2 separate regions of the Homo sapiens genome follow, and region 1 is linked to region 2. Evidence: chromatin contacts called from ENCODE Hi-C or POLR2A ChIA-PET data. All regions are on one chromosome and are shown on one strand. Each heading gives the region's core, a stretch centred on a gene start or an enhancer-like site at or near the end of the contact. The rest is flanking DNA. Distances are from core to core; before and after follow the strand shown.

What was found. A loop is a pair of places that touch in the nucleus more often than their neighbours do. ChIA-PET counts read pairs that join two places held with the same protein, here RNA polymerase II (POLR2A). Pooled maps may share reads with other maps.
Region 1: a pooled map shows a loop between it and region 2 (5-fold over the local background). The contact joins the promoter of NRARP here to the promoter of SNHG7 in region 2. A Hi-C loop is called at or near these places in 2 of 50 pooled maps. POLR2A ChIA-PET finds 5 or more read pairs at or near these places in 2 of 52 experiments (activated CD4-positive, alpha-beta T cell and activated T-cell).

The regions. Positions count from the first base shown.
Region 1 is chr9:137,300,012-137,303,634 of GRCh38, forward strand. NRARP (NOTCH regulated ankyrin repeat protein) reads right to left here and starts at 2,260. Exons shown (of 1, transcript NM_001004354.3): 1 at 1-2,260. The coding sequence starts at 1,917. The coding sequence ends at 1,573. RefSeq lists silencers at 1,118-1,167, 1,288-1,347, 1,418-1,497, 2,180-2,819 and an enhancer at 1,559-2,477.
Region 2 is chr9:136,726,710-136,730,275 of GRCh38, forward strand. It overlaps SNHG7 (small nucleolar RNA host gene 7), which reads right to left and starts at 1,475. Exons shown (of 5, transcript NR_024543.1): 1 at 1,172-1,475; 2 at 337-377. LOC124900276 (cuticle collagen 2-like) reads right to left here and starts at 1,475. Exons shown (of 5, transcript XM_047424334.1): 1 at 1,172-1,475; 2 at 337-377. SNORA17A (small nucleolar RNA, H/ACA box 17A) reads right to left here and starts at 170; the gene lies at 38-170. RefSeq lists silencers at 1,223-1,902, 2,056-2,225 and an enhancer at 2,673-2,822.

The sequences.
Region 1 (3,623 bases), core at 1,010-3,509, 570 kb after region 2:
GTGTCCTCAAGTGCTCCCCATTTCTGCACGAAGGGTCAGCAGCACTTCCATGAAGGGGAAACCTCATTTAAATTTGAATAATTCAGCCTCCCTTTTATTTCTCAGGATCAAAACAACAAGGGGTGTGGGGCTGCATAGAAAATTGGAGCCACAGAAACCAGGAAGGGCGCCTTTCAGGACAGAAAGTGACGCAGGAGAACCTCCCCGGGCCCAGGTCTCGACGCAACCCCTCCCCCACGGCAGGATTTCGGGTTCGAATTGAGTCCTCGAAGCTCTGGGAGGCTAAAAAGGGGCAAAACGATCCTTCAATTAACTCAGCCATTAGCACAAGAGATTCACAGTCTTATAGGTATTTTATAAAAATATAAATATGGGTACACTCTGTTGCCTTCACAACGCTGGATACATCGCCCTTTAAAATTGGGTTTATAACCAAGATTCAAAAAATACACCTAAAACTTGGCTTAAAATATGTTAATATTTTATATTCTGTCATAAATGTTATGACATTTAATTGTGGCAAATCCATTTACTTTTTTTAAAAAAGTGTGCAACCGTTAACTATGATAGAACGCACTAGAAAAGGTAACGAACCTTCACCCACCCCCCCGTGTCCCCGCCACCCTCGAGCGCCAGCGAGCTTCCAGGATCCTGGGGAAACTGCAAAACAAGCCGGTTTGGGGGATGGTGGCCTCATCCAGGAGGGGCGGGGGAGAGAGGCCCTGGGGCTTCCAAAACTCACGGATTTGAGGGAGAGGGAGAAGGAGGGAGGGGGAACAGAACGGGGTGGGGAGGTAGACGCGGGGAGAAGGGAAGGGGGAGGGACAGCACGGGAACACCATCAGGCTGGGCGGTATTTTCAGTGCAACCAAGAAATGGTAGACTCAAGTTTTTAGTTTTAAGACTAGAAAAAAATGCATCACTCCCCCCCATAACCACATTGACCACGCAGTGTTTTCCAAACAAAAAAACCAGGCGCACAAACTCCACCCACAAATGTACACACACAAGATAAATAGTTTAGAACACCAGCAACAGCGAACAGCCGAGCGTCTCCTCGGCCGCGCGCCAGCGGCGCGGACCTCGGACCTCGGGGCTGCTCCTCGGCTGCAGCCGGCATCGGCGCGTCCCGGGCCTGCGGGCGGGTCCTGAAGGCGGCGGCGGAGCGCTCCGAGTCCGCCTTCGGCTCCCGCCGCCCGCCTTTCACCTTCGGGAGAAAACATTTTGCGCAGAGGATCCGGTATCTCGGGATTCCGAACTTGCTGGTTGCGAGACTCAAATTTCAAAAGGGGCTGGAGCCCGCGCCCCGCCCCCACCCGCGAGGCGGCGGGCAGGCGAGCGGGTGGGGGCCGTGGGAAGCTGCTCCGGCCCGGCCGGGCCCGGCTAGGCCGCAGGGAGGCGCTCGGCCGGCGGGGCTGCCGGACCCTGGGGCCGGGACGCACGCGCCGTATTCGCCGTGGCCACGGGCCTTCTGGCGGGGCCTGCGAGCCGGGCGCGCACCGAGGTAGTTGGCGGGAAGGTACAGCAGAGACGACGCGGGCGCAGGGCCGGGGTCCGGGGTCCCGGCGGGCATCACCGGCCGCTGGCCGCGTACTTCGCCTTGGTGATGAGATAGAGCACGATGTCCTGGTGGCCACCGAACGCGGCGATGTGCAGCGCGCTCCAGCCGTCGCGGTTGGCCAGGCGGATGTCGGCGCCGAACTTGACCAGCAGCTTCACGAGCTCCAGGTTGCCGTCGATGACCGACTGGTGCAGCGCCGTCTGGCCCTCGGGCCCGAACGAGTTCACGTTGAACTCGCAGTTGGTCATGTTCTGCAGCAGCGACTGCAGCTCCTGCGTGTTGCCCTTGCGCACAGCCTCCTGGAAGATGCGCTGCGTCTGCGGCGCGGAGCAGGTGGACAGCTCGGCCTGGCTCATGCTGCCGCCGGGCGCGGGCCGCGGGCCGGGCCGGGGCTCAGCGCGGGCGGCGGCTGCGGCGCGGGCCCCCGGCTGTCTCGGGGCGCGCCTCGGCGCATGGAGGGCGCGGCGTCCCCGGGCCCCGCACGCCGCCTCTGGGCGCTCCGGGCGCTCGGGGCCGGGGGTCGCCGCCGCGGGGACCCCGCCGCATCCAGCCGCGCCCGGGTGGGCGACGGGGGCGCGCGCTCGGCTCGCGGGGGCCGGGCCCGGCCGGGGACGGCGGCGCCGCGCGGTCCCGGTCCCTACTCGGTTCGGCTGCGGCTCCCACGCGGTCCCAAGGCGCCTCCCCACGCGCCGCAGCACTAGCTCGCCCGCCGCGCCGGGGCGCCTTTTACCTTCTTTATATTTGCATAACAATGGCAGCCCGTGACGCGCGCGCCGGCGGCCCCGGGATTGGGCCGCGCCCACATGGGGGCGGGGCGTGGGCGGTGCCGTGCGCAGGGGTCCGGGGGCGGGTCCCGGCGGCGGCGCGCTTCGCGGCAGGGGGCGCTGGTCGCCGGCAGCGCCTGGGCGGGGGAGGCCAGGTGGCCGCCGGGGGGGTCCAGCTCCGTCGCCGCCGCCGTCCGCGCGCCCCCCGGGCGCTCCGCGTCTCTTTGCGGTCGTCCCGCCCCTTCTCCCTCCGGCCACCCGGGGAATTCCAAGCTCCCTCAGCAGCCAGACCCAGGCCTTGCCCGGTACCCGAGCGCGACCGCCAGGTGGCCCCGAGGGCGGCCTCTCCCGGGCAGGGGGTTCGCGGGCATCTCAGGCCCGTGGCGAAGGAGAGACCCCTCTGAGCGGAGAGGCGCGCGGCGACCCCGGCCAGCCCGCGCCTCCGGGCTCACCGTCCACGCGGGTGGCAACTCCAGGCCCTGACGTGGGGCCTTCAGCCACGCGGGTCCTTCCCGCGCGCGGGCAGCCTCATGGCCGCCGGCTCAGCCTATGTGTGCCCCAACCGTACTGATGCGAGGGGCCTCCGGCCGGCCACCGCGGCTTCTATCGCCTGGCGGTGAAGGGGGTTCCGCTGTCCTCTCGGGAGGAAGCCCCGGGCCGGGGCGCAGCGGGAGGGTCGGGACCGCGGCCTGCCTCCCTCTGCTGCCCACGCACCAGCATGCGGGACACATAGGTCCTGCCCAGGTGAGCAGGGCTAGGTGTGGCGCCAGGGCCAGAAGGGAATTCTGAAACGCCTGGCTTCCAAACTGTAAAACCCATTTTTATTGACCACTCTAACAATTGACCGGGAGGCACTAGCAGGGGAAGCACAGCGCATTTCCTCATTAGAGTTTTACAGTTTACAACTCGCTGTGGTCGTTGGAAATTAAGGAGGAGTGATTCTCAGGCGCGGAGCAGGAGGCCAGGCAGGCTGGGGCTTGAATTCCTTCTGAAGCCAAGCCGGGAATTCCGCGCAGGCAGCTCTGAGCTCGGGCTGGGGAGACCCCCATGCCAGGCCTTGTCTGAGGAGGCTTCCGCCCACCAGCTCCATGTCCCCACATCCGGCTCCCCACAGGGGTGTGTCCCCACCCCATGCTGTGCCCATACTGGCAGGAAAAACTGGGCAGGCTCCCTTCGGGACAGACCCTGGCTGACCGGAGCAGGGTCCTGAGGCCCTGGGGTCCTCCTGGTGGGCTGGGAACCTCTGTCCCTCAAAGGCACAGCTCAGAGCTCGCTCTGGTCTTCCTGGGGCCGTGATC
Region 2 (3,566 bases), core at 225-2,724:
ACCAGCGAAGGAAAACAGATGCCTGTCCACAAAACAGGAGTGTGAGACTATCAAACATTCAAACGTTCACGGGGCAGAACGCTGAGCGTAGACATAGCCTCTCTAATCTCTGCCACCTAATGACACAGATGTGACACGGCAGCCACAGCTGCAACGCCTCTAGGGGCAGTGTCCTGTTGAAGACTAAATAATCCGTTTTTACTCCCCTGGAGACAGCTTCTAGCCTCAATGTGAACACAAGACCGACTGGTCCCTCCAGTCACTTAAGATGTTGCACAGGAGGGCTTAGTTACATTGGAGGATTGACCCTGTTCCAGCTCCAATGCACCAACTTACCCAACACCCCACGCACGTGTCATCTCCAGTGAGCAGACGTCCTAGAGAAAAAAAGAAACCGCAATTTTGTATAAATCTTGCAAACACCACAGAGGAGCATCACATAAACACTGCGTTTTTTGGGAGGCCGAGGCGGGCAGATCACTTGAGGTCAGGAGTTCAAAACCAGCCTGGCCAACACGGTGAAACCCGTCTCTCTAAAAAAAAAAAAAAAAAAAGTTAGCTGGCCTAGTGGCTGGCGCCTGTAATCCCAGCTACTCTGGAGGCTGAAGCAGGAAAGTCGCTTGAACCCAGGAGGCAGAGGTGGTAGTGAGCTGAGATCGCGCCACTGCACTCCAGCCTGGGCAACTGAGACTCTGTCTCGAAAAGAAAAAGACTGCGTTTTGCTGCATCTGGTCTCCAGGAAGGCGGACCAAAGAAGCTCCCTGCCACCAAAAAGCTCACTGTCACAAGGGCCGTTCTAGAAAAATCCGACCCATGTTACTCTCTCCCCTTACTCTACGCTTAATTTGCGGGAGGGGAAGTTGGAGTTACAACACAGTGGCCACGAAACGCGGGCTGCTGATCCCCTGCAGGTATCAAGGGACCAGGACCACGAGGCGGAATGCCCACCAGACAACCGAGCAGTCCTCCTCCCGCCAGAACAGCCTCCCGCTGAGCAGCCACAGTGACAAGGAAACCACCTGACGCAGCATAAGAAATCAATTTTTCAAAGATGCCGACAAACATCTTCCCACAGCCTGAGCGACTCAGGGAAGCAGCGGCAGGAGCGGAAGGGTCGTGGGTGAACGGGGTGCCTTTCTCTAAGATCCGAATTCGCGCACTCAGCTCTCACCAGGCTTCCCGAAGCTTCCTGGCTGGAAACCGCGCAGGGCCGGCAGCGCCCTCTCCACCAAGGGACACACCAGCGGCGCCTCCTCCGCGGCCCGGGCCCCCATCCCGCGGCTCGCGCGGCCAGGACGCCCCAGGTCGGAGCCTGCCCCCACCCCGCACCCGGAGGCCAGCAGCCCAGTCCCCTAGGCCGCGCAGCGCCAGCGAGAGCGAGGCTGCAGGGCGAGGCCCGGTGAGGCGCTCGAGAACTGGCCGGGAGGAGAAGTCAGGCGGCCCACCCGCCACGGCAGCCTCCGGCGCACGCAGAGGACGAGAAGGGAAGCGCCGCGCCTTTTATAGCGCGTACGGCGGCCCGCAAGAGTCAATCCGCCCCGCCCAAGCAGCGCCCCCCAGCGGTCCCCGGCCGTTCAGCTCCCCGCGCCCGCACGTGGGCGCTGCTCAGTGGCTGGCGGGCGGGCGTGTGGGTTCGCCACGCAGAGCAGCGGCAGCGCCGTGACCCGTGTCCTGCACCGCGACCGCCCCACGGGGCCAGCAGCCAGGGCCGCGCCGTTTCCGACCCGCCGGGTGCCGGGCACGCCACGGACACGCGCGGCTCCCCGTTTTCGCGGAGGATTCCCAGGCCGGGTCAGGAGGACGCTCCACGAGCCCGTGGGTCCCGGTGGTCCCAGCCATTGGGGCGGCTCCCGTGACTGTCGAGCAGCGCCCACCCCGGGCAGCATGGGGCTCCCGCGACGCGCTCCGTCCCTTCCCCACCAGGGGCTCTGCCGGTGTCGGCCATGGGCGCGGGTACACACCAGGCGCCTAATGAGTGCTGAGGCGGGCGAGGGTCCCGGCAGGCGGGATTACCGCGGCCAGGCCTGACTAGCGCCCTGTCTGCGCTGTGTCCTGGGACCTCGGTCACCGCGCAGGGCGGGACACCGAGGCCTCGCGGCCAAGCGACTCGCCGCGGTCGCCGGGCTGCGAACGGTGGAGCCGCCGGGACTCGGACCAGGACGCGAGCTCCAGAGCAGGGGATGACAGGCCTGAGCCGCAGGGGCCGGGAGGAAGGCCGCGCTGCTGTCCTGGGGCTGGGCAGCCTCCGCATTGCACAGCGCAGACCGCTCTAGCCTTAGGCCTGGAGGGGACACCAGGAGATGAGGCTTCTGGCTCAGCCTGCTCTCTGCAGCCACAGGCAAAGGCCAGGAAGGCCGGGGTGCGGGAGCTGGCATAGGAGCTGGCTCCAGCTCGGGTACTGGCTTAGAGGGAGCAGGAGCTGGTGATAAATTCAACTCAAATTTTCATTGCCTTTGCAAAGCCAGAAAACACCCCAGGGCTCCTAAGAAAAGCCCCAGCGCAGGACCCCAGGACACTTTGCAACTGGGCTGCAACTGCGCGGTCTGAGGCTCCTCCCTGTGTGGCCCCACCAGCAGGCTGGGTTCTAGCTCTGGTGTTGGGGCTGGAGCTGGCACCACAGCAGGCTCCACCTCCAGAGATGGTGCAGGCTCTGTCCTAGCACTGACACGGTTGTTGGAGACAAGCTGGCTCTGCCCCGGGGACCGATGCTCTGGAGCTGCCTCTAGCTGTGTTGCTGTTGCTAGTCTTTGCCCTGGGAAAAGTGTCAGAGCTGGTCCTAGCTCTGGATATGGTGCTAGAGCTGGTTCTTGATTGGATTTCGCTCTAGAGCTGGCAGGAACTCTGGCTCTCGTTCTGAAGCTGGTGCAGGTCTGAGATGGCTGTAGCTCTGGAGCTGCCTCTAATTCTGGTTCTGGTTGTGGAATCAGCCATCGCTTTATATCTGGTGCCAGCTCTGGCTCTGGAGGTGGTGCTGCAGCTGGCCCTTCCTCTGAACCTGGCACTGGCTTGAGGTCTACACCTGGAACTGGCTGAAACTCTGGAAGTGGTTTTGGAGCCGGTGCCCGAGCAGTCACCGGAGGTGGCACCAGATTTGGTGATAGAGCTGCCTCTGTTTCTGGAGTAGGTGGTAGAGCTGGTGCGGCAGCTGGAGTGAGATCTGGAGTTGTGCTGGCTGTGGCCATAGTTCTTGAGCTGGTACAGGAACCCGCACTGGTGTGAGCCGCGGTGCTGAAGCTGGGCCTGTAGCTGATGCTGGCCCTGGCTCTTTTTCTGAACCTGATGCTGATATTTGGCCCTAACCATGCAAATGGTTTTGGAACTGGTCCTGGCTAGAGGGCGGATGCTGGAGCTATAGTGGAGCCGGCACAGAAGTGACCAGAGCTGCCCCTGTCTCTGGGTGTGCTGCTGGAGCTGTTGCTGGAGCTGGCTCTGATCCTGGAACTAGCACCCGAGTTGTAGCCGGAGCTGGCTCTACCTTCTGAGCTGGTGCAGGAGTTGGCTGTAGCTCTGTAGCTAGTGAAAGCTCTAGCTGTGGAGAGAGGGCAAGAGACATCTCCTCCTTCAGA